6 separate regions of the Mus musculus genome follow, and all the other regions are linked to region 4. The links are chromatin loops, found by intact Hi-C in ENCODE. Cell type or tissue: gastrocnemius. All regions are shown on one strand.

The links. Peaks named below come from ENCODE experiments on the same cell type or tissue, not always from the same donor. Only the 100,000 strongest peaks of a DNase experiment are listed, where the experiment ranks them.
Region 1: it touches region 4 in a loop (4-fold over the local background); 14 of 42 quality-filtered maps call a loop at or near these places.
Region 2: it touches region 4 in a loop (15-fold over the local background); 18 of 42 quality-filtered maps call a loop at or near these places.
Region 3: it touches region 4 in a loop (2.3-fold over the local background); 2 of 42 quality-filtered maps call a loop at or near these places.
Region 5: it touches region 4 in a loop (2.3-fold over the local background); 14 of 42 quality-filtered maps call a loop at or near these places.
Region 6: a loop joins it to region 4, with 8 times the contacts of the local background. A loop is called at or near these places in 20 of 42 quality-filtered maps.

Annotation. Positions count from the first base shown.
Region 1 is chr10:53,533,117-53,538,116 of GRCm38, reverse strand. Mcm9 (minichromosome maintenance 9 homologous recombination repair factor) reads left to right here. Exons shown (of 13, transcript NM_027830.3): 13 at 1-1,802. The coding sequence ends at 793. Among named protein-coding and RNA genes, the nearest start is that of Gm20597, 17 kb to the right of the region's middle. In gastrocnemius, no CTCF peak of the experiment used is centred here; no DNase peak of the experiment used is centred here.
Region 2 is chr10:53,526,255-53,531,254 of GRCm38, reverse strand. No RefSeq gene overlaps it. Among named protein-coding and RNA genes, the nearest start is that of Gm20597, 9.8 kb to the right of the region's middle. In gastrocnemius, a CTCF peak has its summit at 2,681 (motif pointing right); a DNase peak (open chromatin) is centred at 2,689.
Region 3 is chr10:53,279,813-53,284,812 of GRCm38, reverse strand. It overlaps Cep85l (centrosomal protein 85-like), which reads left to right. Exons shown (of 13, transcript NM_001204983.2): 11 at 869-976; 12 at 3,233-3,464. Gm19395 (predicted gene, 19395) reads right to left here and starts at 4,543. Exons shown (of 3, transcript NR_038015.1): 1 at 4,410-4,543; 2 at 2,104-2,375; 3 at 1,126-1,377. In gastrocnemius, no CTCF peak of the experiment used is centred here; no DNase peak of the experiment used is centred here.
Region 4 is chr10:53,112,990-53,117,989 of GRCm38, reverse strand. No RefSeq gene overlaps it. Among named protein-coding and RNA genes, the nearest start is that of Gm40649, 66 kb to the left of the region's middle. In gastrocnemius, no CTCF peak of the experiment used is centred here; DNase peaks (open chromatin) are centred at 2,002 and 2,741.
Region 5 is chr10:53,303,302-53,308,301 of GRCm38, reverse strand. The region is part of intron 5 of Cep85l (centrosomal protein 85-like); the gene reads left to right. Among named protein-coding and RNA genes, the nearest start is that of Gm19395, 26 kb to the right of the region's middle. In gastrocnemius, a CTCF peak has its summit at 2,168 (motif pointing right); no DNase peak of the experiment used is centred here; H3K27ac peaks cover 1,214 bases.
Region 6 is chr10:53,338,501-53,343,500 of GRCm38, reverse strand. The region is part of intron 3 of Cep85l (centrosomal protein 85-like); the gene reads left to right. The region is part of intron 1 of Pln (phospholamban); the gene reads right to left. Among named protein-coding and RNA genes, the nearest start is that of Pln, 3.3 kb to the right of the region's middle. In gastrocnemius, a CTCF peak has its summit at 2,000; a DNase peak (open chromatin) is centred at 2,017; H3K4me3 peaks cover 1,440 bases; H3K27ac peaks cover 3,398 bases.

The sequences.
Region 1 (5,000 bases), 420 kb before region 4:
AGGAAAAAGATCAGGAACACCCAAAAGAAAGAGACGGAAATCTGCTCAGGTGGAAGAGCCTGAACCTGAAGGTATGGAGACTCCAACAGTAAAGCTGGCCAAATTCACATTTAAACAGAAGACAAAACTGACCCACTCCCCCGAAGGCCAAGGCCCCATACCTCCCAGTGCTAGTGAAATAGCAGTTGACAGTTCTAAAATTCCCCAACAAAGAACAAGAAGAGAAGCAGCTGTGCCTGTGGTAGCGCCAGGAAAGTCGACATCCACCTCAGGAGACAGATGCTCTGACCAGCTGCACGGAAAGACAAAGGAGCTCTCAAGGCAGCCACCAGACAGTAATCCACCAAGAGAGGAGAGGGAACAGGGCCCCAAAAGAAGGGTTATTCAGCCCAAACCGGAGCTTGGGAACCAGGCTGGGCATTCGCATCTAGCCTGTGAGAAAGACAGAAAGGAAGGGGTTTCCTGCGGTAATAAAAGCAGCAAGGTTCATGCTGGCACCATAGCCAGACTGGCAAGCTTCTCCTTCACTTCCCCATCAGAATCCAAATCGGAATCCCTCCCTCCTGAAAGGAAGGACAGCAGGGACAGCAGGGACAGCAGGGACAGCAGGGACAGGTGCCACAGCCCTCCTGCGACCACAGCTCCAGTGCTCGGCCAGCAAAGGCAGACTTTCCAGCTGCAGCAGCCCACAGAGAGAGCGAATCTTTCCACCCTCTCCCTCTTCACTCTGTCGGAACTAGATGACGAAGCATTAGATTTTGACTGGGAGGAAGAGATGAGGAAAAAGCCATGATTAGGAAAAGCTTTCTGGTCACAGTTGTCTTCCCCAGTCCAACCAAGTGCCTTCAAAGTATACAAGTGGCTACAGGTGTGCACACAGTGTGTAGTACGTGCGTGGCCCTGCCGAAGCCCAACTCCCTTGTCAGGTTCATCTTCATCACCTAAATGCTGAATAATTAATTGCGGTTGGTGTGATATCAATACTTTGGATGAATGAATTAATGCTCATTTCACAAAAGATGACTTAACATCCAGGACGTTCTAGTTTTTCACTTGGTTTTTGTTTTTGTGTTTTTGGTTTTTGGTTTTTGGTTGATTGGTTGGTTCATTTTTGTTGTATTGGTTTTGTTTGGGGGTTTGGTTTGGTTTTTACTAGAGGAGTTCTATTCTGAGCTTCTTCTCTCACATATCCAGACCAAATGGCAGGATGGTGGCACTCAGAAATCTAACAAGGCAGCTAAGTGCTTTCTGTTTGCTTTGCATTTCCTGCCCAATATGTACTGAATGCGGTGTTTATTAACATTTGGAATGACTTGCCGAAATCATGTGGTTTTTCTCATGCCTCTATGTTAATTCTCACGCATCAGATTAAAAGGGGCTGGTGGTTTTCTGTCTTCAAGATGCATGCTTTCATTGGACAGCGTCCCCGGGGAAGCCACACCGTAGCTTACAGAAACACTGGCCCTTGGATTTGTTCCCCTTGTGCCAGCACGCACGCCTTGCCTTTCATTCCTTTTTGCTCTCAGAGCTTACCTTCAGTACAACTTAAATCATGTGGTTAGAAGAGAAGCGAGCTCCGGAAGGCCAGCTGTAGCCCTGTCACATCTGCAATGGCATCAGTATGGAAACGTGATCCCTGATAGCTTCTCATCTGTTTGTCTTTTTATAAAACCAAGAACGTTGGGTTGGGATATGGCTCAGAAGAAGAATGTATATGTAGCGTGTATGACATTACTTATTACATAAGTAATAATAAAATAAAACGGAGAAGTTTCCCTGTCTGGTGGGCAGAGATGACTAAACTCTGTCTTTCTGTGTGCTTCTAAAGTCCTTGTGTTTGGATCCCAGCAGTGGTAGGAAGGTAGGCTTCTAGCCTTACAGACATGCTTCAGGGTCTGCATTTCTAACAGTCACTGATTCTTTTATTGACAAGAGGACTTTGGGGCATGAAACGTGCTCAAAAACGTGTGCTTAGTTAATATTTACTTTGTGATATTCATACAGAAAAAAAACACTTAAAAACCCAATTTTCTTTAGCATTTAAAAATGAATTCCCAAATTGACTGACTTTCTGAAACATGGTAAACTGTTAGAACATATTTAATACTTAGGAGTCTTCAGGCATCTTGAAGAGCTTACAAAACATTTATACAAGCAGTAATTTTTAAATGTATTTCATATTCACTTATACCTGCTCAAAGACATTAACACTATAGTTTACATAATGTATTTCTGCGATTGTTTAAGAACGTTCAAGGATAGAATGATCCTGAATATATTCCTAATGTTACAGCATTGTTTCTTTCTGGGGTTCCAGTAGACCTTGGGGAAGGGAGTACCCACATGAGAGTTCATGAATACACTCACCAGTCTTGAGCATGTGCAACAGGCTGATGCCTGTGTCTAGCTCAAATTGTTCCACCTTATTTTTTCAGGCAAGGTCTCTCACTGAACCTGAAGGCTGTCTTTTCAGCTACTGACTCGCCTAAGAGCATCCTGGATCCACCTTCCTCCCGCCCAGCCCGCTTCACCCACCAAGGCCGGTCTTACAGACATCCACCTTTCTTGGCTTTTACATGGGTGCTGGTGAGGCACACTCAAGTCCCCATGCCAGCACAGTGAGCACTTTGCCCATTGCGCCATTTCTCCAGCCTCATCTATAAGTATGCACAGCAGGCTTGCTCCTTTGGGGAGGGAGGGAGGGAATGTTGAGCAGGATCTCATTGTACAGTCCTGACTAACCTGGAATTCACTGATACAATCATCTTGCTTTGTGTCCTAGTTATTACTATTACCATGATGAAGCACCATGACCAAAAGCAAGTAGAGAACGAAGAGGGTTTGTTGGGCTTTATTTCTACATCACAGTCCATCACACACAAGCCCAGCAGCCTGGGCCAATGGTAGAGATTCTGGCCAGCCCCCCACATCCTCATCTCCTAGTGGGCTTAAGGTTCGAGGTACCATAACTCTCCAACTTTGTAATGCAGGGAATTTGGGAGACCGTAGATTTCTAAGTGCACTTGAATCATCTTTGCCGAGGAACCATTTAAGCTGCTTGATGACAGCAAGCCAGTTCCAAACACACAAGCCACTCATTGCTAACAGTGGTGATGTACAGATAAGGCTACAGAATGCAGAGGGGATTGGCTACTGTCCTGCTGGATTCCCAGCTCCATTTGCTCGTGTATATGTTGATCTTTGTAGCTGTTAGAAATACTTAGATGAGAGCCAAATGGGTGGGAATGCAAGGAGGGTGTTAAAATATTTTACATTTTTCCAGTTTTTTTTTAACTAACTGTACAGTTGCCAACAAAGGAGGGACTAGATCCACTTTGAAGAGACAAAAACACATAAATTTCAGACCTGCTTTAATCCTTAGAATGATACAGAAGTTGTAGTCCATAATAGTTTTAAACCCGAAATTACAAAGTTGATTTCTAATGATATGGTTTATCATTGTTAGAAATTATGTTTTAAGGTGGAGAATGTAGCCAAGTGTTGTGGCTGTGTTCCTATAATCCTAGCCTTTCGGAGATGGAGGCAGGAGAATGGCAAGCTTTAGGCCAGTCTAAGATATATAATGAATTAAAAGAACCCTGGGCTATGAACAGACATCCTGTCTCAAAACAAAAAACAAACAGACATGTCATGCTCAAGCTCTAAAACGGTTTTGGGACCTTGTAGCAATTCTGGTATTTTGGTTTCTTTTAAAAACCACAGAAATAAGATAAGTTTTTGTTTTAATCTGAGGTATATGGATATGGGGCTGCTTCGACTATCCAAAGCAGCTGACGGACTGTGGTTGCCTTGTGCTCTTGCAGGCCTGATACTTTCCTGGGATTGTGTGATGTCTGAGACTGGGAAATTTTCAGAGAGTATATATATATATATATATATATATATATATATATATATATATATATATATATGTGTGTGTGTGTGTGTGTGTGTGTGTGTGTGTGTGTGTGTGTGTGTGTGTGTGTGTGTATGAATACTAGGGCCCCAAGAGCAGGGGTCGGTGGTTGTTGATTGTTTAGAGCAGTTGGCTAAGGATTGTTAGTCATGCTCAAAGAAGAAACAAAAGAAATTAGATTCAGGGATTTTCCTAATTGTTCGGTCCCCTCTCTTCTTTCTCTCCTATCTAACATTAAGGGGTGAAACCAAGGGAGAATAAAGGATAAGAAAAAGAAGGACCCACTAAGTAGCAAAGACCAGCTACAGGACCTGACATATCTGAGAGTTGCTTTGCCACCTTCAAAGGAACTCAGTGTAAATGGGGAGTCACAGAGCAGGCGAGTCCACGGCCTCGTGGAGAGCAAATCTCACTCATCTGTGGATGACCACTGTCAGACAGACTGCCGGCACTTTTTACCTCAGCATTGTTACTTCTTCAGAAAGGCCACAGGAGCCATAAACTTGTGTTCACTGCAGTCACACACACACACATGTACATATAAATACAGCTCTCTCCAAAAGGAACATTCACCAACAAAGCAAATCAAAGACTTTGAGCCAAAATTGAATTCAACTGAAATGTTTCTAGCTTTATATTAAATGCTCACATCATGGGCCTTTAAGGGTTGCCTGTCCTCAGATTCTTCTCTCCTGGCCTGTTCCCTTGGTACTTGCATCTCAGGGCTCTTAGTACCACCTTTTACCCAGTAGTCCCTTATGTGAGCCTCTGACTCTTACCCACCTTGTCGTCAGCATCTTTATTTGGCTCAGTCCTGTCTTCAGTCTAAATGATTTTGGTTTTGGACCCCGGGACAAGGGACTGAGGTGATCAACACAGGACTGGCTTTCAGGTTCTCTCAGAATTCCTCAGTCCCTACCTGGCATATCCTGCCCCTAACCCTGAACTTTCCAGCCTATTCCCCAGAGGTCCCTCCCTATAATAATCCAGACAATTTGCTCTACCCTCCTCTCTCCTCTGTGTGTGAGCTCTTTTTCTTCCTCCCTCCCCCCTCTCTCCCTATGGCAGTTCCCCTGGCCTCAAT
Region 2 (5,000 bases), 410 kb before region 4:
AAAGAGGCCTTCTATGCAGTAGATTTAGGTTGTGGTTCTGTAGGTGCAGGCCTTCTCCATGTTCCCCTTGATGGTTCTCGATGAAAGAGACAGTCCTTGGTTTCAAACTGTTTATTGTGGAAAATGGATGCGTACCAACTTCTCAGGGTGGGCCAGAAGTTAAATATCTTTTGTAGGAAGGACTGTCTGGGAAGGGAAGGTTATTGGCTAAACCCTCAAGGCCTCTAGGTACATCATTAGCATGGAGAACTCTGTTTTGGACTATGTGACCGACATGGGTAGTGTGGCACGTGTTCCAGGCCAGGAATCTGCAGGAGCAGGGAGACGCCTACTGTTTTAAGTGGGTACCTGGGTACTGGGGTCTCAGACCTGCTCTACCTTACCAAGGTTTTTGGCATGGATACATTGTCTCACAACTCCTTTTCTTTTTATAAAGGAGAGGTGTCATTGGAGGGACTGTCTCTAATGTTATTTGTAGTGAACTGGGTCTGGTTATTAGCCCCTCTCTAAGGCAAGGGCAGCACATGAAATTGGGATTTGGGGAGTCTTATTTTGTGACATCTGGTTGGGCGCTGTAGAGTGCAGAACTAATAGAATGAAAAAGTATATATTTGAAGGATTTAATTAGCTGACTTTGAAATGGATCATACAGCTGGATCATACACGAGAAGCTGAGAACCCAAGCAGCTGGAGTTCTCAGTCACTGGAGTAACCCCACAGTGACTAACACCAGAGAGGCTGGAAAACCCAGTCCAAGCACCTCAGCAGTGCAAATCTGGTACTGAAAACTGGGGAGGGGAGGTTGTTCCTGGCGTGCTGCTGGTCCATAGTCAATAGTGGAAGCCCGAAAACATGGTCATGAATCAGCCTAGGAATCCGTAGCAATGAGAAGAATTAACTCAGTGGCAAGAGAGAAGGCCAAACATGCAAACGGTAAGAAACACTCTTGTGGCGCCTCCTTATCTGGGCTGCCTCCAGAAGTGTCGGCTCACAAGTGGGGCAGGTTATCCCACAACAATTAAGGCAATTAAGATAATTCCTCAGTCTTTGCTGTGACTACTTCAAAAATGAAGACCATCCTCAGCCCTCTCTCAGCCTTCTAAAAAATGTCAACATCCCTCTTAAGAGGTGTGCAGGCATTGTAATGGACCCCAGAGGAAATCTGGAGGGTCATCAATGTAAAGAGAAGTCTCCTTGGAAAGAAAAAGAGGATGCACTGGGTTGATAAAAGGTGAGGAACCAGGAACTGGCTACTGTCTGAACTGTCTGTAGTTGTGTTCAGAGTGAGATCAAGGATGTTTGATCTGATACATGATGAGGTCTGTGTGTGCTCACATCATGTCTCCATTAAGGAGAGTGGGACTGTGGTTGAAATCTAAAATGTCTTCGATCTACGGAGTTCAGACAGAGACAGGTGCTGCCTGGTCCCTTTCTCACACCCAGGGGATGAGTTAATCTTTAAAGGAAATGGTCCTGAACTTGTTTCAAATTCAGTGGTTTTGAATCAACAAGCCACAGCAGTTAAAAACAAGGAGAGCAGAAAGTTTCCAGATGTCATCTATGTCTCTGAAAATGGAACGCGAACAGGCTCATGAGTAAGACCTAAGTTACCTACTTCTGGAAAAAGAATAGTAATTATTATTATTATTATCATTATTGTTATTACTATTCTACAGTTGATGCTACCCACTCAGGTGATTTTAAGTTGTAGCAAGTTGACGTGGAAACCAACTATCACACCCGAGACAGTTCATACTTCATGGCCTGGACAGGTCTGAGGAGAATGTGGGATTATGAAGATCAGGAGGATGAGGAAGAGACTACTATTGTGACTAGTACTATATTTGCCATCATCTTAGATATTACATATATATATACATATATATATACATATATATATACACACACACTTAACATACACACAAATTGTACAATATACAGACAATATATAGGCAGATACTTAGCTTACACAGAATTAAGTTAGAAAGGTATTATGAAATGACCATAAAGCCAAAGAGGATGTTCAAGATCATAGGCTAGCAAATGGATTATGTGGAGCTAGAGTTGTGACTGCAAAGTCAAAGTCCTGATGTAAATGTAAGCTACACTAATACACCTTCCAAAGAAATAACTCTTGGAGCATCGTAGAATGGTCAAAGCCATGAGGAGTGTTAACGCCTCTCCCATTCAGTCACCGTTCACTTTCAGCAAAAAGTATGGGGTAGCAGCCTCCTGGTGACCAGGATAAGTGCCAGACTGAGGGTGTCTCTTGTCCGTTGCATGCAAATCTTGACAGCTATTCATATAGTCACAAGCAGAGAAGTCATTTTCTGCCTAGTTTGGGCTCCACATCTAAGAAACAGTGCAGCAAGACTGCAGAGCCGCTGTGGCTGGAATGCCGTGCAGCCTTGCAGCCTCGTTCATAAGAGGCCCCAGGACACCTGCCACACATGGAAAATGACCCTGCAAAAGACTTCATTTTCCTTCAAACACACCCGAGTCTCATAGTTTCTCATAGAAAAGTTTCATAGGAAACTTTTCTGTCACTTTTAAGAACTGTACCATAGGCCACTGTCCTAAAGGGTATCTTGTTTTCTGTCCTGGCCTGCTTTGAACACTGATGGTTTCCAGTGGATAGATGGGCTGACTCAGAAACACTAAGTCAGCCTATCCACCACTAGAGGGCACGACGTCCCCAATAGAGGAACCTGGATGGCTGCAAATGTGAAGGGGAAGATTTCCTGGTGTTCAGCTCTCATCCTGAAACATATTTCTTCCAAAATCAGCCTCATCGGGAAGCCTGCAGAGGAGGCATGTCATTTGTGTCATTTGAAAAATCTGGAAAAATTGCTTCATCTGAAGGTTTGGTGGTGATGATGGTAGGGAGTCTAGCCCACATAGCAGCAGAGCTCTAAATTCCCTGAGCCTATGCAATATCAGACTTGTTCTGTGGGACCAACATTTAATAATGTGACTCTTCAGGAGGTTCTGTGCAGAAAGTCACACTCCACAGTCACAAGCTTCTCAGAGAAAGTCTGTCCAGCAGTAGTGAAAACAAAACAAAGCAAAAACCAGAATAGGCAATCAATACACACTTTAGTGTATTATTTGACAGATCAGAGTGTGGGTGGGACTGGCCAGCAAATGGAGCTGTTGTTCTCTAGCTCTGTGATTGCCTGACCTTGAGCTTCTGAGCAAGAAACCACACGTACTATGTACTACACGCTGTGTCCTAGGCAGTGGGGAAATAATGTGTCTCTGGCTGCTGAGTATTACAGTCTAGTGAAGAGTCTATACACTTCCTGCATAGTATATGACATCATAGCTCATGGTCTTTTCAATTCTATTTTCCACTGTAAAACTGAAACATTCAAGAGCCAGGTTAAGATTGCCCTTTGGAAAGTTGGTTTCTGGAAGCACGAAGGAAATTCATTCATACTTTATTCTTCATTATTCAAGGTTTTTCTATTCAAGTGTTCTACCACTGAGCGACATCCTCACTCTCAAGTTTTTAATCTGCCTTCTTTTATGCTATTGGGTCTGGTAGGCTCAAGAGAACTACAATGACTTTTCTAAGTGCCGTGATCTCAGCTAGGGCCATTGTTTGAGGAATTTGTCCAGTCTTCCTGAACAGTTGCAAAGATCATCTTCTTACTAACTGAAGAACCACGTGAACTCACATTGGCTCCTCAAGGCTTAGCCAGTTAGATGCACACACAGTTGTCTGACTCATCCACAGAGGATGGGCAATCTACCGTGTGGGAACATTATGAAAGAAACAGTGCCTGTGGGACAGTGATCTGCTTGCATTTGATATCTCTTTGTCATACTTTCTAATCATCTCACTGATTCTATTACTTTTAGCAAGATTATTCTGTATTTAAATCCACAAAGTTGAGTTTGGTTCCTTGTAGCTATAAGACTCTGATATGCATAGGATGAAAAAATGATTAAGCTGTTGACCTCATCCAGCACCTAGATGGAAAAAAAGGGATATTCTTAGGGCATCTATTGTGTAGGCATCTACTGTACTGGACAGATTCATCAGTTGACAAACAGTATGACTGGATATAAGAAACTTGCTATTCTGGAAGGATAAATACCTCAATAAATAATGACATAAAATAACATTAGATTTTGTGGTGGCTAGTTTTATGTCAACTCGATACAAGCTAGTGTCATCAGAGAGGAGAGAGCCTCAACTGAGAAAATACCTCTAGAAGTAGTCAACCTCTGGGCTGTAGTCAATCCTGTAGAGTATTTTCTTAACTTGTGATTAATGTGGAGGGCCCACCTCATTGTGGGTGGCACCACCCAGGTCTGATAATCCTGGGCTCTATAAGAAAACAGGCTAAGCAGGCCATGAGGATCAAGTCAGTAAACTACACTTCCAAGTATGCTTAGATATTTTTAAACGTACTTTTAATAAGGATTCACAAATGCTTCAACCCTCCCTTGCCCCCACTCCTTCTAGCCTACCATCCAAAGGTAAGGAAGAAAAGATGGTAAGTAGGACAAGGTGATGTGGAGCTGTTTAGAAGTAGTTCTTTGAGGCGATTCCAATCTTCATTTGTCAAGATACCAGCAGTTCAGTTCAGTAGTTTCAGGATAGTGTGGGACCCTAAGGGGTTTTCCAGTCCCATGCCCTCCTTTTAGCTCCCCCTCCCACCTGAGGTCAAGGCTAGGCCAAGTTGCATCCTCCACCCACAGGATCACACTTGAGTAAAAAATTCTCAGAATGTACTGAGAGTCACCTGACCCTCTGTAAAGTCCCAGGCAGAGTTCAAATGGATGCCATATTTATTAGCCAATAGATTTAAAGGTCAATATGCTTAGCCAATAAGTTTGAACTGTAACTTCGCTGATGTAATTGGTGCCCCTAAAATGTAACCTTGCTAATGTAACTTGTGTCCCTAAAAAGTATAAAAACTTCTTGTAATAGCCATTTGGGGTCACCTCATCACTCACCTCTAGGGACTGATTGAGGGTTGATCCCGATG
Region 3 (5,000 bases), 170 kb before region 4:
AGTAAGTTAAATAGCTGCCCTATAGAAAACTACTTCACACTCAGACTTGTGTTAGCCTCTGACTGTCTCATCACATGCAGAGACAATAGCTATGGTCACATTCACAGTGGATGTATGCTATTTGGCTAGTCAGCATACTGAAGCATTTTTAGTTAAGAATAAATATTTGCAGAAAAAAATGACTTATCTTCCCCGGTCATAAGCTTATTGATTTCATGGTCTAACCACAAGGGGAAGGTTGATAGAAATACCTAGGAACCCTACTAAATATGTAGTTTATGGAGGTTCTTTCTGGAGTGTAGAATAAATAAAAAGCAGGAGTCTGCTGGAGTGACTCAGGAATTCCTAAGGCATCTCTGTGCTGCTTTGTCATATGCAGGACTTGTTTGTTTGTTTGTTTTATAGTACTAGCTCATCTACATGATATATAATTTTATAATGGAATAAGGAGATTAACTTTCAGAGTTTCCTGTGGCTCTGAGTTGAGGCTTACATTCACTGCTCAGGACAGTATACAAAGAAAGCAGAGCTTAGCTATTAATGATAAAAAGCCATAAAAATGTAACAAAGTATTGCTTTATTGCCAACACACTTCTAATGTATAAAAGACCAATTAATAAAATAAAAATTATTTATAGCATAGCACTAGATAGAACCTCAATTTGATATGTTTCACACACACTAAAATCTCGCTGTTGCTTCTCTGTTCTTTGGATCTAATGTAATGGCAATTCCATCACAAAAGGGACTGTGTGTGTGTGTGTGTGTGTGTGTCTGAAAATCTTAAGTACTCAGAATGTGCTAGAAGAATTGTGCCTTTTATGTGTGAACGTACTTGCTTTATGATTTGCTGTTGATGTTGTTTTAGTCTATGCAAGGGAAACTTTGTGAAGAGAAACTGACTGCGCGGAGTACTGTGGAAGAGCTAGGAAGGAAAGAAGGAAGCCTCCAGAGGTTGACAGAAGCGCTGCTTGAAGTGAGTAGCAGCCCCAACTGCCTGAAGGGCGAGTCTCTGCTTCTTTAAAGTCAGTGCTCACTTTGTACAGTAGGTAAAGCAAATGTTCACATTGGAGGCTTGACTTTGATGTGCTAATGACTTAAATTCATTACGGCCCACAAGGAAACTACAACACACAGACATGCCTTTATTCTTCTTGGGCTTCCCCGTACATTAGAATTCGGTTTTCATGACTTAACTAGATAAACTCAAATGTACACATTCACAGAGTCCCAAAGTGAGCAAATAAAGCCTAGATTGAGCAGAATCAAAGTCCTCTGAAGGTCCTCAGGGGATTGCGGTGCTGCTGCAGGTCACACCTTCTCCTGAGTATGAGCTGAAGTACTTGACCCATGTCTAGGACATGTTATATATGGTACCTAGGTTAGACAAAATACTGAAGTGAATGTCCTGAAGTGGGTGGTGTTTTCTTATAGAACCACAATATGATTATCATGCTCAATCAAAATAATGATTCCTTGATGTTTGATAATCTGTATTCTTATTTCCCCACTTCAAATACTTTTGCAGAAGGTATGGAAGACATTATCCTAACTTTGAAGGACACACATTGCATGTCATTAGTTTGCTTTAAAAATCCAAGGTTGTGTCTTCTCCTGTGTTACTGTCTTTTGAAGAAACTAGAAGCTAATTAGTCTTGTAGACTTATAAATTGTTACACATTTAGATTTGTCCATTTATGGTACATTTATGGTACCATTATAGGCTTCCTTAATGGTAGGTACCATTTGTCCTTTACCCTCTTGAGTTTCTAGTAAGCTAATTATTAGAGCTACAAGCTACATGAAATTCATGTCAGTTGTTTTTACTATTTTGTATTGCTGATATATTATACAATAGTTGATTATCCTGCTCTAAATGGCATACATTTATTAAAGACTAAGCTCTTTAGGTTAACGTGGTGACAGCTTGGCTTTTCTACTCTATAGGTATAGCCATTACAAACAGCAGGTGATCTGTGGGGCTGGGTGCACATGCAGTTCCCAGCATCTGTTTCCTTGGTGGATTTAGCTTCTATCAAAGTTCATTGCCTAAGTAGATAATGTAAACATGTTAGTTTTTCACACTTACTTCATTCCATTTACCTTTATTATTTAGCATTCTTTTTTCACCTCAGTCTATTTGCTTATTCTTAAATACAGTTCCAGTTGGAAACCCTGTTCAGCTCACTTCTCAGTAGCGTATTTCAGGGTGAGGAGGGAAAAGGATCTTGGTGATGAGGACAGCTGTCACAGTATAGTGAGTCATGACTCTATGGTGCTCTTTGCAGCTCCAGTCGATTCTGAGAGGAGGCTGTTTCTCTCCCCTTCGGGTCATAGTTATATTTCTTTGTATGTTACATTGTAAAATCTAATTCCTGTGAATATCATAACATACATACTTTTAAAAATTAAAGAAATGGTCCCAGTTATATACAGTGGAGTCTCTGGTTATGTTAAACACATTTCAGGTCATTAACTCCATGCCCAGAAATAAATAGTTAAATAACATGAAACAAACTTAGTATATTTTATAGACTTTTTGTCACATTTTGGACTATTTTGAGTTTTTTTGTTTTGTTTGTTTGTTTTACTGGTCTTTGCTTGTATATTTTGGTTTCTGTTTTATGGGAGGGTTTTTGCTTTATTTCGTTTTGGGTTATGTTTCTTGTATTTTGCTTGTTTGATTTTTGGTTTTTTTCCCTGTGTTTTTTAAAGAGAGAGAAAGGAGTATCCAGGTGAATAGGTGGGGCGGGGAGGTGGAGAAGGGAAAGTGATCAGAATATACTGCACGAAAAATGTTTGTTTGTTTGTTTGTTTGTTTTTCCATAAAAAGAGGAAAAAATGATTCCAGTATAATTAAGTAACTTCACCTACTTAGCATCACAGACTGAGGTTTAAAGTGAAAGTGTCCTTGTACTTTTCATTCCAAGTGTGTGTGTGTGTTACAATGTGGGGAATGTGTACATAGGCCATGGCTTGTGAGGCTGCCCTCGTGTGATCACTCCCTCTGTTTACTGTGGGCATCTGATGGCACAGAGGAGTCAGCTTGTAAATACAGATCAATGTTCTTCCCCCTACTGAATGTGTGCAGCTGAATTTGGTTAAAGTAAATATACTATGATGTTTGATAATAGACTTGTTTGTAGACTTCAGGAAAAATGTTAACCTGTATGACTTATTAATACCTTTTCTCTGTTCTAACAACTGCCTTTGTTTTCTTTATCCACTGTAGAACCAAAGACAGATGGGAGAGACGTACTCTTTACTGGATCAGGGCCACGAAGCAGAGCAGTCTAGGCCACAGACCATTCATTCTAAGTGGCCTCTCTTTGATTTGACTGTGATTGATCAGCTGTTCAAGGAAATGTCATATTGTTTGTTTGACTTGAAAGCATTGTGTAGTATTCTTAATCAACGTGCTCAGGGCAAGGAGCCTAACCTCTCATTGTTACTGGGAATCCGATGTAAGTGGCTGATGACTTGTCTCTACTCTGCCTTTTCCATGCTTGATAGTATGCCCTCCTGTCCAAGACTTACAAAACGGTTTTAGTTTTACCCCTTACAGTCTCATTATATAAAGTTACAGAAACCAGCAGGAACATAGCTATAGAATGCATAGACATGTTTCCAAAACCAACTCTATGAAATCACAAGTTAGCAGTGATTTCCCAGTTACTCTTCTAAAAGTGACAGTTCCTTCTGTTGCTTCTTTATGGCATTTGCACAGATGAGTGGCCAGCTGTGTATCAACTGCTAGAATATTTGTAAGATAATACTGACTGCTTTTGTATGCATTGTGTGTCCTATGGCTGAATGCGGGTGCCAGTCATTTCGTATGAGCTAGATTCTCTCCTACAGATGTGCTTGCTGTCTTTTTCCTATAAATTCTTTAATACCTTAAAGCATGTTATTTGTTAAGTGAAACATACATTTGTATTAAGCTGGGTCAGCAGAGATTTACCTTTACTTTATACACATGATTAAGTGTATGCTTGTAAAAGTCTCTGGTTAGTATTAGTTAATGAACACCAGACATCCTCAGCTGTCTGGTTCTACGGTAAGTACTATCAATGGAGATAATTAAACATTAGCTGAATTATTAGATCATTGCAGCAAGTGCTGTAGTTGATATGTGCTCAAAGAACAGTTGTAACGTGTGGAATAAAAATGGCTGAGACTATGTGGGGAAAGGCTGCCAAGGCTTCATGGAGTAGCTGGTGGTTGACAGAATCTTAGAGGCGTGCTAGGTGAATATTGACACTTTGGTTAGAATGAATCTCTTGGAGTAAGAAGTTCACACACAAAAGACTTCAGTTATTTTACAGTCTACATTTCAGTACAGCATTTACTAACCTTTACATTTATAGAACTATGCAAGTATGAATACAATGGAGATTCAAGACTCTTACCCCTTTTCCTTCCTCTCCTCAGGTTCAAACTCTGAATCCTTACATACGTTTGTCCAATCCGCTACTCTGTCAAGCAATGAATTCTTTTGAATTGCTATCTCATGACTCCTTCTGTTAACTATTGGCAGACTACCCCACTTTTCTTAAAATTCCTTGCTTACTTGGCTTTTATGACATCATTCTCCCTGTTCTACGTCCACCTTTGTGATGACTGTTCATCCACAATATTCTGTGGACTTCTCTGCAATGGTCTTACTGTGTTTGAGCTGAACATGGTGGTACATGCCTTCAACCCAGCACATGGGATGCAGAGGAAGGAGAATCTCTGTGGGTTCAAGGTCACCCTGGTCTACATAGTGAATTACAAGATAGTTAGAGCTATATAATGAGACCCTGTCTCAAAACAAATCATGTTGGGGTACACAAGAACTATTAGTCAGTGGATATTTTTATTGGTTTCTATCTATGTTTAGTCCTATTCTCTCTGAATACTTGTTTTTCATATATTTTTATGGTATTATCATACCTTCCCTCCATATATATATGTATATACATACATACATACATACATATATATAATATTATACTCTG
Region 4 (5,000 bases):
CTATTTCTAATTTCCACATGTCCCTTTCCTTATACACACAAAATTTTAAAAATGTAAAAAAAAAATTTTTATTTGAAAGTTTCCCATTGTATAAAATAAGATTTTCTTTCAGGATCACTAATAGGAACCAAGTCTTACAATAGTAAAATGTTTCACAGTTGTTATGGATTATGGCCCTGCAAGTGTGACAGGACTGTTGTCCTTTTGAACTGTCAGTAGTGGTGATTACTTAAAGGAAACCTGCACAAGACTGAGAACACCACTCTTCAGTCATAGGGATGACGAGGTCCCACCCTTTTCCCAAGGGTACTTCAGCAGTTAATGTTTGCTAGGGATGGGAAGAGACTTTCCTTGGTGGCGTAACCTCCCTGTAAGCTACTCATAATCCTTAAGTAGCCTCTCATGCAAGCTTCTATAAGTAAACCCAATTAAATTAAATAGTTCAGCAATGTAGTCGGATGGAGTTATTTCTTTGTTGGCACCCTATCTGGGGTTGACACTGTGGTTTGCGTTTCCAAGGGAAAAGTTGATATAATACTGTTTAACTAATGTAAGACTCTTGTACAATTGGCAGGTAAATGCATTGGGGGAAAAATCCTATAATTAAAAACAAACAAAACAAAACAAAACAAAAAACTAATATCAAACCACGGTTTGATTTTTTAAATCACTGTCATGTAGAAACCAAAGTGGCTGTTGTTATTGTTTTCAATTTTTTATTAGATATTTTCTTCATTTACATTTCAAATGCTATCCTGAAAGTCCCCTATACCCTTCCCCCCACCCTGCTCCCCTACCCACCCACTCCCACTTCTTGGTCCTGGCGTTCCCCTGTATTGGAGCATATAAAATTTGCAATACCAAGGGGCCTCTCTTCCCAATGATGGCCGACTAGGCCATCTTCTGCTACATATGCAGCTAGAGACACGAGCTCTGGGGGTATTGCTTAGTTCATATTGTTGTTCCACCTATAGGGTTGCAGACCCCTTCAGCTCCTTGGATACTTTCTCTAACTCCTCCATTGGGGACCCTGTGTTCCATCCAATAGCTGACTGTGAGCATCCACTTCTCTATTTGCCAGGCACTGGCATAGCCTCACAGGAGACAGCTATAACAGGGTCCCTTCAGCAAAATCTTGCTGGAATGTGCAATAGTGTCTGCATTTGGAGGCTGATTATGGGATGGATCCCCTGGTGGGGTAGTCTTTGGATAGTCCATCCTTTGCTCTTAGCTCCAAACTTTGTCTCTGTAACTCCTTCCATGGGTATTTTGTTCCCTATACTAAGGAGGAATGAAGTATCTCTCTTATCCTACAGCCTTAAAACAATATCCATCCCCTTTGTGGGGAAGGCTCAGCATCTAGCTTGTAACCCCAGGTGTCTGGCTGAGGAATGTATGGTTCTATATATAGTTCTGTTATCTGTAGAATTTTGCCACTGGTGATAAGGTTTTAACCTCCAAAGGGTAAATATCTCCCCTTCTAATTAAAAGCTCCTGCCAGGCATGGGCCAGAAAGTTTTGACTCAGCTTTGACTCCAGTGTTTTCTCTAGTTTTCACACTCTGTGTCTATGCTTAGACTACAATGAAGAGCGAACTTAGTTGATGGTTAGAAGTTAGGAATATGAATCAAACTGTCATCATTCTCCCCTACGCCTGCCAAATTTCTTACATTAAGTTGTCTGCTATCCTTGACAGTTCTCCCTTTTAATTAAAAAGGAGCCTGATAGGCAAAATCCTGGGAACATAAAGCTGTTGTGTGATTCACTCAACCGTTTGTATGCATGTGTGACCTACTTAGCTTTTAAAATCCCACTAAATGCCAAAAACTACATTGGAAAATTCAAACAAAAGCTTCCAGGGAGCCCCATAATGAGACTGGTTTGATTATTCGAGTGATTAGGCCATTTCCTCTCTCTTAGTAATTTCATTTAGAACAGTAGTCATTTTATGAACAAGTAGATGGTTTTATTGCTTTGCTAGTTTGCTGGGAAACTGGCACGTAGCCAGCCATCTGTGAAACTGCAATTATTACCATTACTTAAAATTTATTGAACCTCTTCAAGAACCATGGAAATAATTCCTGCCGACAGACACATGACCAAGGAAGGCAAGAAGATAACCAGCCCCTTATACCAAATAGCTTTGATCACCCCATGCTTCAATCTGAAGCCTAAAATCCCAGTAATCATATTTGTGCTGGTTGCTCAGAAAATGTAAAGTGAAGAGTGGCTTACGTTTATTGTCTTTTGGCTTTTAGGAATCAACTTCTTTCCCATGTGGAACATATATTCATTTATGCACAAACTCATTCATTAGTCTACACATCCTGATGTGTACGAATGTGTCAGTCTCTGCTAATAATTTGCTTCTGAATGGCTCCAGCAAAGCCTCCTCCTGCCATCTCACATTTGAGCAACAAAAAGTAGTGATTGTGTTTGTGATGTTGCTCATTGGGACTCCTCTCTTTTTCTACCCCTCCTGACTACAGAGACTTATAGAGCCCAGGCTCCAGATAGTCTCCTCTCTCCCTGTATAGAAACTAGGGTTTGCTTTTAGAATCAATCGTAAGAGCTATCTCTAACAGCAGTAAGATGTTTTATAGTGGTGATGGATGTCTATTCAGAGGTAAGACATGACTGTTGCTCTCCTGAACTTTCAGTAGCTATCATTATTGACAGGAGACTTGCACAAGACTGGGAACAGATGGGAAGCCTTATCTTCCTATTCTGACGCAGCGCCATCTAGTGGCAGGAAGACATGGCTATGTGCTGTCCTGCCAGCTATCCATGGTTAGGGTTGAACTACCCATGTAGTTTATGTCTTTCAAATCAGGGTGACTATATTTCCAAGTTGATTGGCACACAGCAGATCTGAACCTCTTGTCTGTGTATAATGGTCAATGTCTGCCATTAACACTTACTGAAAGTGTTAATGGACCATATAATGAACCACACAGTTAATCCACTTTCACTCTTACTATATCTATAGGTGATTCATTTGCACCATCAATTTGAGATAACGAGTTCAGGAAGACTGCTTTTTGCTATATAAAGTAGTATTTGTCTTTCCCTTTGTGGAATTATCTTTCAGTTTGTGGGATTGACGTAGCTCTATTTCTGATACTTGATGAACAAGCTCTTTTCATGTTCTCTCACCCCCCATGGACTTTTTTGGATGGTGCTAATTTTATAGCCTATTCCATGAAACTTGCTCCCCCCTGATCATTTGTAGACCTTGTTTATCAAGATGTTGTCATGCTTGGTGGAGACTTGGCTAGTTGTCTGAAGAGTAGTGACACTCAATATTTTAATCTCTCAGGTCACAATACAGGACACCTGGATGTGGCAGAGCTTTCCTGATGCAGTATTTTTTTTTATACAGTTTTAATCCCATAGAGAACGAAGGGCTTAAACCCTTTGTAGCCGGTCCCTAGTGAGTCCTCTAGTTGCAGAAATGAGAAGGGGGACTATCAATGAAAAAAATGAATAATAAAAAGTATGATAGCCATGCACAATTGAGAATGTATGATAGAAGTATAAAATGGCACTTGAAAGGAAAGAATTTGGTTGTCTCCTACCTCAGCCTTTGTAAGTGATTTTTTTTTTTTTATGTTCTCTAGAAGCAGGAACTTGAATAGACATGTTGATTTTTTTTTCAATTCCAAGAATGAGAGTTTTATAAGATTAAAAAAAACAGTTAAGAAGAGAAGTATGACAGGTGACATTTTGTAATAGAATCGCTTGTGTTTGTGCTCTCTATTTGTGGTTTTGAAGATAGATTATAATAAAATAAGAAGTACAAATGACTTCTCAGTGTCAGGTGTTTTGCTGGGCACTGAACTATTAATTGTATTTTCACATATTAGTTTGGCTATCACATCACATATTACCATTCATTTTCTTGTGGGACACAGAGAAAATCTAATCAATGACAGCTGTCTTGAGAATTTTAAAATTATTTTGTTTGTTTTCCTTTTTACTAATCGTTATAAAATTCAAATGCTTCCTCATCTTTCTCTTGTAGGAGCTCCTGCATATTTAGGAAACCATGTTCTTTCTCAAAAGAAAATAATAACTCATTAGAGAAGGAGGTGTAACATAGCACAAAACACACATAGATTGTCTACTGGAATTTGTCCATAATCTTTTGAAACTACTTGACCTCTGGACCCAGGACTGGGCTGGGGTTCACCTTCATTTCATCTTTGATCAAAGAGCTTGCTAAATAAAATGAAATAGTATTTCAGAGAAAGGTTGACAAGAAAAAGTATTTTTTGAAGCAAATTATTTATGTTAACTACCTGCTGTTAGTTTGCACTTTGTAAAGTATGTTACAAAGCACACGGTGTGAGGTTGACCAAGTTTGCTGGAAAATCAATTTAAAGATATTGTGAAGTTCCTATCCCCTTCAGAGCCATCAATCCTTTCCCCAACTCTTCCACAAAGGTCCTCAAGCTCCATCTCCTGTTTGGCTGTTGGTCTCTGCATCCATCTGAGTCAGCATCTGGGTGGAGCCTCTCTGAGAATGGCCATGCTAGACTCCTGTCTGCAAGCATAACAGTGTATCATGAATAGTGTCAGGGATTCATGCTTGCCAATGGGATGGGTCTTCAATTATTGCTTGGCCATTCCCACAGTCTCTGCTCCATCCATCTTCCCTGTATTCTAAGACCAACAGAGTTAACTAACGTGGATCCTTAGGGGCTCTCAGAGACTGAACCACCAACCAAAGAACATACACATAGGCTGAACCTATCCCCCCACCCCAGCACATATGTAGCAGATGTGCAGCTCAGTCTTCATGTGGGTTCCAAACAACTGGAGCAGGAGTTATCCCTAAAGCTGTTGCTTGTCTGTGGAATATGTTTTTCTACCTAGGATGCCTTGTCTGGCCTCAGTGCGAAAGGATGCACCTAGCCCCACAGAGACTTGATGTGCCGGGGTAGGGGATACTTAGAGGAGTAGCCTCTACCCTCTCAGAGAAGGAGAGGGACTGTGGA
Region 5 (5,000 bases), 190 kb before region 4:
AATCATTCTCACTAAAACCCTCAAGTGGATTTGCAGTTTGCAGGAGGTGTGCACTGTCTTGTGACTGGGTCTACTCATCTTTTTCCATATTGGCTGCCTGGCTTACCCTCTGGATGAGGCTTCTCACTCATGTTGCCCTTCTGTTTCCCCCAATTCATGTCTGTCCTATTACTCAGTTTGTGACTTTCCAGCTATACTCTCTTTGTTTGGAATCGCCTTACCCTGACTCTTCTGAACTGTCTCACATGGAAGCAAGTTCTACTTTGCCACCATTGGATGCTGCATAAACCACACTCCAGAGACTTTCCAGTTGACAAAATAATGAACTCTAAAAATCTGGTAGCCCCAAGATTAAGAACACTTGATACTCTTGCAGAAGACCAGGTTCAGTTCCAAATACCCACTTGGTAGTTCACAAGTGTCTGAAATACAAGTTTCAGGGGATCTGATGCTCTCTTCTGGTTTCTGTGAGCACTGTATGCATGTGGAACACTTACATACATGGAAACAAAACACTCATATATAAAAAATACACTGATGATCACTCTAATCGTTATTTTGTTTTGTAAATCCCCTTTCTTTCATTTCTTTATTTTTTTACTATGAAGTTTCCTTAATTTTACGGAATATTTTATAAATGAGTTTCACCTTTATAGGCGAGCCTGTTTAACATTCAGTATCCCAAGCACAGTGTTAAACTCTCGAGGTCCAAAAACGATAGCTTCAGAATTCATGGTTCTTAAAATAGAACATGTCTATCTACTCCTTCCTGATATAATTTTTGTTTTCAACTGAAATTAGTTACACCACTTTCCCCTCTCCCTTTCCCCTCCATCCCCTTAGTATCCTTATGCAAAGCCTTTCCATATTCTCCATTCTAAAATCGATAATGTCTATTGCTTTGACAGTATTTATTATATGAATACATATGTATTTGTATACACACACACACACACATATATATATATACATATATATATGTATATACATATATGTATATATATGTATATATAATAAAACCTGGGGAGTCTGTTTAGTTTCAAGGCTTACCACTCTTCATTAGACATCCAATAGGGTACTCATCTCTGTGAGAGGCTAATTATCCTTCTCCCAGCAGGTAGTAGTTGCCCTGTAGTTCTTGTCTAGGGATGGAAACCCATGAAAACTTTCTCCTTCCGTGTTAACAAGCCCATTGGTGTTGCCATCGTTTGGATGTTGTTAACACAGCCGTTTCTAGGAGAGATTGTTTCACTGCAGATTTCCTGATATCTTCGCTGTTAAAATTTTTCTGCCTCCTTCTTCTGCAATGTTCCCTGAGCTACACATGTAGGAACTGTAATGCAAATGTATCCACCAGGGATAAGCGCCACATGATCTGTGCAAAGGACTATGACCAAGGAATAGAATTATGAATAAGCCTAGCTTGCCTGTATAATCCAGTGGAAAGACAGACATAGGGTTTGTGCTGTCTTAAACTTATATGGCCACTTTCTTCAATTATTTCTCTCTCTTTAAGAGGATTTTTTTCCTCCTTAAAACTCATTTGCATCTTTTTCTATATACATTTAGTAACTGCCTTTTTTTTTTTTCAAAAGAAAAATCTGTTGATCTTTTTATTGAGATTAAAAAGTGACAAATGAACATTTTTGGGAGATAATGTGGTTTTGATTGTGGAATTATTTTTGTTATTTTATTCGTAGATGTCAAAATTCATTTTAAGCAAATTTTTTCTTCATGTGTTATTTGTAAAAAATTAAACCAATTAGACATTGAAATCAGAAAATACTAAAAACCAAGTAGCTCTAAGACTTATACAAGGTACAGACATTAACATAGTGATCTAGCTTCCTTTTTTAAACTTTGATTCCACGTAGATCATAATATTTTATTACCGTGTAATCTACTTTGGTTTCAATTGCAAAGCAGCAGGTCCCTGTGGGATAATCCTGAGATTGATAGTATAGCAATATGAATATATTGTGCTAAATAACTAGTGTAATTTGCTTTGAAAACAGTATTTTTAGTAGAACCATTCAACATTTCATTATAACTTCATTCTGAATAAATGTTGTTCTGGTATTATACAATCATTTCACTAATTGTATTAACAAAAGCATGGCTTTGTTTTGTTTTGCTTTATTCTGTTTTGTTTTAAGGTATCTGAACAGTGTTTGAGGCCAGTAGATGGCTCTCTAAGCGAGCTTATTACAGATTTCTTTTGTGCTTTTCCCTTGTCCTGTATGATCTAGACTCATGCCCCCAGGTCAGATGATCCGGATTCTCTATCACTTTCCTCTCCTACGTTCTTTGTTGTTGTTGTTATGGTTTAGTTTCTGTTTGAGTATTACTAATTACTTATTTAATGAACTTCTTTACTAATATATTAAAGAACTCCAAGTTTCTTTTATATGTGAGTTCTGATCCTGTTCCATTTCACTGAGTTTATGAAGTTTCCTGGGCATGGAGGAGCTCTATGGGATCTAGAGTTATGTTCCTTCTTTCATATCTGGCATTAGTCATTTCTGTCACCTTTAATTGCTTTCTCCTGGCCTACCTTAAGAATTACTGATTTGAATTTTCTCTATCTTATTTTTAATTTCATTGATTTTTTTTTTTTTTGCTCTACTTTTCCTTTTTTACTTTGGATTTAACTTTCTCTAATTTTTCTAGTTCACTATAATTGGAGATTTAGTTGATTAATTTTACATCTTTCTTATTTATATTCTTGGTATAAATTTCCTTGAGCACCACTTTATCACACAGTTTATTTATTTCACAAATTCTCAGTTATACTTTAGCTGAGACTTTTTATATTTCCCTCTAGAGTTCCTCTTTAAGTCATATATTATTTATTACTGCTTTATTTTGGGATGTCTCAAGTGTGTGTGTGTGTCTGATTTCTAGTGTAACTTACCTGTGTTCAGATAGCATGTATTTTCATGAGTTTTCAGCTTTTGGGATGTGATTTATGAACCAGAATGTTGATTTCCTGGTAACTGTTTCAAAGGAACTTGAGAAGTGTGTGGTGCAGGAATGAGTAATTTATGTATGTCAGTCATCTGGCTGTTTGATGCGAGCAACTGTGTCTTCATTGCCATTCTGCCTTCTGTGGCTTGCCATCCCTGACGAGCCTGAAAGCCTCCAGTGACTATAGTGGATTTATACTGACTATAGTATTTCTTCTTGCCATTCTGTCACCATCCCTCACTCCACCCCAGGTATTTTGGTACACTTTTATGCTAAAGACTGTTTTGTATTATTAGATAAGGGCTTCTCATATAAGACACATTGATGCATTCTGGCAATCTTTGCCTTTAAGTTGGTGCATTTAAATCAAGGATGTTTATAGTGATTGTGGGTCTGATTGATTTAATAAGTTATCATGTGTGTAAATATTTTCTATCGTGTTACTCTGTTTTGTTGTAACACAGTTTTTCTCTTCTGTCATTTTAATTAAACATTTTATATGAATATTTTCATCTTATTTTAATAGTTTTTTTTAATGTTTGCCCTAGACCCTGCATACACATTTGTAACTGATCTTAAGTCCAGTTTCAATAGCCCTGATAATAAGAGTGTTATATATGTTATTTAGTAAATAATGACAGCTATATTCCCGGGCCTTGCTTTAGCACTCTTGTTCTTTTGTCTCTTTGTCTAGTTAGCCTTACTTGATGAAGCCTAGAGTCATCTGAGAGGAAAGTCTTGATTGAGTTGCCTAGCTCAGATTGCTTTGTGGCCATGCCTGTGCAGTGTTGTCTTGCTTATTAAAGTAGAATATTATGAACTGCACCATCCCTAGGTAGATGGTCTCGAACTATGAATGAAATCTAGCTAAGCATGACCCTTATACTGAGCCAGAGAGACTGCCAGCAAGCAGTTTCCTGCCTCAGTTTCCTGTCTTGGGTTCCTGCCTTGATTTCCCTTAATGATGGATTCTGACCTGGAAGCATTAGGCAAACACTTTTCAATTTGCTTTTGGTTAGAGTGGCTTATCTAGCAACAAAGTGAAACTAGGACCCTTCTTTGCTTTCCTGCCACCAAAACTAGGTACAAGCCTAAACGTAGAGAATATATAGATTTATAAAACCAAAAAAAAATCAATTTATTTACCTAAAACTATTTCTGTGTTGTTATTTTTTAGAAATTGAGATTCAACTCAGTATTGGGGGTTCTATTGTAATGTCCCCAAATATTTTCAGTTTTCCTTTTTATTTCTGTCTTGTAACCTATCACACTCTGTGTGTTCTGTCTTTGCTTTAATATTTGTTCCAGGATATTCTTCTTTGTTCTTGGAAGATGTCTTAGGGTTTTTATTGCTGTGCTAAAACACCATGGCCCAAAGTACTTTAAGAGGAAAGAGTCAGGGCAGGAACTCAAGACAGGAACCTTGAGACAAGAACTGAAGCAGAAGCCTTGAAGTAGGCTCCTGGGTTGCTCAGTTTGCTTGCTTGCTTTCTTCCTTCCTTCCTTCCTTCCTTCCTTCCTTCCTTCCTTCCTTCCTTCCTTCCTTCCTTCCTTCCTTCCTTCCTTTCTTTCTTTCTTTCTTTCTTTCTTTCTTTCTTTCTTTCTTTCTTTCTTTCTTTCTTTCTTTCTTTCTTTCTTTCAAATTATTTATTTACATTCCAGTCATTGACCGCCATCCCTGGGTCTCATCTCCTACCAATTTGTGGATATTAGCCAAAAAGTATAGAATACCTAGGATATAGCCGATAGACTGTAAGAAATGTAACAAGTAGAAAGGCCCACGTGAAGATGCTTCAGTCCCACTTAGAAGGGGGAAGGAGGCAGAGGGAAAGAGGGATCTGGATGGAAGCAGGGAAAAGGGGAACAGGATCAGATATGGGGGAGCAGGAGAGAAGCCCAGAGGGCCAAGAGAATGAATGGTGATAAGCAGCCTGGGGTTGGGGGTGAGGTGGATGGTGGCAGGAAGGGGGATCCTCTAAAGAGTACCAGAGACCCAGGAAGTAAGACACTCTCAGGACTCATTAGAGGTGACC
Region 6 (5,000 bases), 230 kb before region 4:
TTAAAGCTCTGTTTCTCTGTAAACACAATTGATTTTAACATTTACTATTAATGTTTCAGAAATAATCTTGTAAAAAGAAATGCATATAGTAACATATCTTGGATCCTAGTTTTAGTCCAAAATAAAATAGTTAAGTGAAAAATATGAAATAAAAAGCAGATTCTAGCCACTTGCCATTCTCTTTTATGATTTATAGATTTGTAGAATCATTCAGTGTATTTGATCATATATACATCCTCCGGACTCCTCCCAGATCCAGCCTCTTGGTGAATGTTATTTTAAACACTTTAAGAAGATGTTAAGTACTAAAGACTTCCAAACTCAGAAGGCACAGTAAGGACTATCGTTTTAAACTATCACAGTGCCAGTTTTCAGCTAATCTTGGCTACCAGGGGTGGGTTTGTGTCTGGCCTTCTTTCAAAACTTCTAAACTATGGCTGAATATGTAAGGTTCAAAGCTTTGATAGTAAATACAACAAAATAAAGCGTGTTAACAGAAAATTAGCTACAGGTTTAAAAAGATGACTGTATATGTTCATTGGGTGTTTACTGGAGACACAGAGCCTCTTTACTTACAGACTAATTTGAAGTTTAATCTTTCTGATTTTTGTACCAGAGTGCTGGAAATACAATGTATATTTGGTTGTGGGAAATATGAGATCCCGTATTTTAGTTATGTAAGAAGCAGAAGAGAACCCAAGTTTTGTGTTCTATGTGTGTGGGATCTGTTCTCACTTTTGGAAGGATTGATCGCTACCAGCAATTCTTTACTTTTCCTAGTGGGACCTTGTATTATCTTCTCTCTCTCTGTTTAAAGAGAATAAATCGGAATTTAGGAAATTAAGTTCAGAAGTATCATTTTTGTTTTAGTAGGAGGAGGAAGAGGAAAGCTACAGACGGCAGTAATCCTACAGTACCATACTGTCAGGTGTGGCGGCTCTTGCCTTAGGTCTTATCACTCCAGACGGAGAGCAGAGTTAGGCTGAGCTCTGAGTTTCAGCCAGTCTGCTCTACATAGCAAGTTCCAGGGCAACCAGGGCTAGACAGTGAGGTCCTAGCCAAAAAAAAAAAAAAAAAAAAAAAAAAAAAAAGTCATATCCTTTGTTAGGAACCTGTTGGGTAGGGGTAGAAGTTATCTGTATAAAACCCTGAAGGAGCCGGGCGTGGTGGTGCATTCCTTTAATCCCAACAGTCGGGAGGCAGAGGCAGGCGAATTTCTGAGTTCAAGACCAGCCTGGTCTACAAAGTGAGTTCCAGGACAGCCAGGGCTACACAGAGAAACCCTGTCTCGAAAAACCAAAAACCAAACCAAACCAAACCAAAACCAAACCAAACCAAACCAAAACAAAAAAAACAAAAAAACAAAAACAAAAACAAAAAAGTTAGATCAACCTGTTACGCAGGAAAGCTCACTGGGATGAAGCCCCTTTAAGACTGCAGAATTGTAAGCTGGCAAGTTCCTTTGGTCCCAGCTTTGTTGTGCAGACTGAAGCGTCAGAGTCTCTTCACCTGCTTCTGTCTAGTTGTGATAAAAATTGTGTAAACAGAATGAAATTGGACCAATTAAAAAATTCTGTTAAAAATTTCCCTCTGAAATTAGCTCATGGCAATTGATATTTTCGTCCGTAGGTTTATTTTTATTGATGTATACTTATGTGAAATTGAACATATTTATTTGAATTAACACAGCCCCGATTTTGGACTGTGTAGTCTAGGCTGGTCTTAAACTTACTGTGTGTCACACTGGTTAGTCTTGAACTCTGCAGTCCTGCTTTTGCCTGGGATTACAAGGCTCCTGTGCCTCCATGAAAGTGATTTTTAGCCTTATACTGAAGCTTCAGAGTCTGTTTTTTTTTTTTTTAAACAGGCTGTAGGGAGACAGTATTTGGGAAGTTCTAAGGAAAATTGAGGGGCACTTAGCAAATAAACCCCTGTTCATGTAGAGGAGTGAGTGATGCACCCAATTCATGGAAAGCCCTGAAGATGTAGTACGTGCTCTGAAGCACTAGAGGTCCTCAGTTGCCTGTAAGCTCTACTGATGGGGCAGAGCATACACATGAAGGCTTTCCTTCCTTTCTTTTTTTCCTCATTTCTTTAAAAAGATTTTTTTTATTAGATATTTTCTTCATTTACATTTCAAATGCTATCCCGAAAGTCCCTTTACCCTCCCGCCGCTCTGCTCTCCAACCCACCCACTCCTGCTCCTGGCTCTGGCATTCCCCTATACTGGGGCATATAATCTTCATAAGACCAAGGGCCTCTTTTCCCAATGATGGCTGACTAGGCCATCTTCTGCTACATATGCAGCTAGAGACACGAGCTCTGGGGGTATTGGTTAGTTCATATTGTTGTTCCTCCTACAGGGTTGCAGACCCCTTTAGCTCCTTGGGTACTTTCTCTAGCTCCTCCATTGGGGGCCCTATGTTCTATCCAATAGATGACTGTGAACATCCACTTTTGTATTTGCCAGGTACTGGCATAGCTTCACAAGAGACAGCTATATCAGTGTCCCTTCAGCAAAATCTTGCTGGCATATGCAATAGTGTCTGGGTTTGGTGGCTGTTTATGGGATGGATCCCCGGGTGGGACAGTCTCTGGATGGTCCTTCCTTCTGTCTCAGCTCCAAACTTTGTCTCTGTAAATCCCTCCATGGGTATTAGAATACCCAAGAAGGCTTTATTTTCATGTGTTTATTTGGTAATGCATGCTTCAGAATTGTGTTGGGTAAGGAAACTGAAGTACTACACACTCTTGGAATGTCCAAAGAGACTGCTGCTTATCAGCCATGCTGCTATAATTTAGAAAGACTATATTTTTCATTCCCAACTCTAAATTTTTGTTTTTGTTGGTCTGATCAATGTGTGAATTCCTATATTAGATGAAAATTATATTCATTGTGTAAATAACAATGCAAGATTCTTTTATCCAGGAACCTTGAAAACAGTGACCTTGGGTAGAGTGAGCAGGTAAGAAATGAAATTGATGCACTGTAGGGATGCAATAGAGTGTTGAAGCCTTTGTTCAGAGTTATGGAAAAATCAGTCTGATTTTTAGATAACAAGCTTAAATGGATTGGAGGTATATTTTTTATCAATAGAGCAAACTTAATGATTGTATATTTTAATTTGATTCTGGTATGTTCATGTCTATGTGATTATTTTGAACTTTGCTGACTAGAATTTACTGCTTAAAAACTAAGGACATCAGTAACTTTATGCCTGACTTTGAAGATAATGTTTAGAATATCATACAGAATAGTACAGATCCAACACTTGATGGATTTAAATGAAACAGAGGAATGCTTTTTAGTTAGCAGTAGTTTGCATCCTCATTTTCTCAGAAAATGACCATTCACAGCATTTTGCATTTGCTTTTCTTTTTCTGTACCTTGTCAGGATGATGATGTATCTTAACCATGCTCATCACTGAACGGGATCAGAGGTGCAAATGGCCTCTCCCACAAGGTCTCCTATTTGCTTGTAGCTCTGTGAACTTCACAGAGCTCACTTGTTTTAAAATCTGTTCTCCAAATGATGATGTAGAGATGCATACAAAGAATTAAGAGGGAGTGTCTGTGTGTAAGTGCACTTAGGAAAATGTTCTTCAGAAAAAATGTGCTTATGCTGTGTAATTTATAGCAGTGATCTATACTTTAATCATCCTCACTTGATGTTTTAATATATACTTTGAATTCTATAGCCAATGCAAATATTATGTCTTGATAAATTGGTGAGATTAAGAAACAATATTTGTTAATAATGACCCAAATGCAGCAATTTTCCTCTATGTCTACTAAAATATTCTAAAAACAATTTTGATTTGCTTTAGGAAATGACACTGCGGCAACTCCTTTTGGCAAAGCAAATCATCTCATTCTTTTTTAGTGTATCTGTTACATTTCTTCATTGATTTTATCCTTTTTTGTGCTTACTTTTAAAGCATGTACCTTTATAAACAAAATACTTCAATGTCACCATAAAGCTATGTAGAAACTGTGCTTTATATTGAAAATTTTAACTACAGGCAGCATCTGCTTAATCTGCTAAAGATGCTTTCTATAGCAGAATTTATATTTTTTTCTAGAAGTTGCTTCCTTTTTTTTGTAACTAATTGTGATATAAGGAAATTCTGGTGGAAAGAAACTCATTACCTACCCCTTACTCCACTGAAAAAAACTTTTGCACACACTGTTCAAGTTTGAGAATGCTATTGGATAGGCATTAAGGTAAACCTTCAGGGACCGGGGAAAGGGCTCAGTAGGTAAGGCACTTGCTGCCAAGCCTGACGACCCAAGCTTGACTCCTGAGACCTACATGGTGGGAAGAAAGAACTGACTCCTACAAACTCTTCTGACCTTCACAGACATGCAATGACACTCTCTCTCTCTCTCTCTCTCTTTCTCTCTCTCTCTCTCTCTCTCTCACTCTCTTCCCTAGTCCCCCAGCAACACAGTGGATAGATAAATAAAAATAGCAGAAATATGACAAATAAACTTGGCACCAAGTGTAATTTGTATAATATCAAAGAAAAAATATTTTTAGGGTTACAAAATTATTGAGAGACCAGTGTTCCTTGGAGTTAAAGCACATACTAAAAATGTTTTTACATGACAAGAATGTTGTGTAGGAGACAGCTGTGTTTGTCATAAGCAGCAGAGTTAGAATTATAGGAATTGAGAATTGTAGAGGTAAGTTTTATTTAGCATTTAAATATGATAGGAATATAAATAGTAAAATAAAAATCTGTTTATTTTCTATGTGATCTATTGGATTTAATAGTGAGAAAATATTTTACTTAGTAGATTGAGATTTTAACAAATAGCAATAATAAAGTTTTTGTTGCATATCAATTTCCTGAATATTTTGTTTTACTTCTAAATTCACAGCAGGAAACTTAAGAACACTGGAGAATAAAAACTTGATAAATGTACTCTGTTGTTAGAGGAATATACACTTATTAAATTTCTTGAGAAATGTTTGTATGCTAAAATGTCCTTTTTA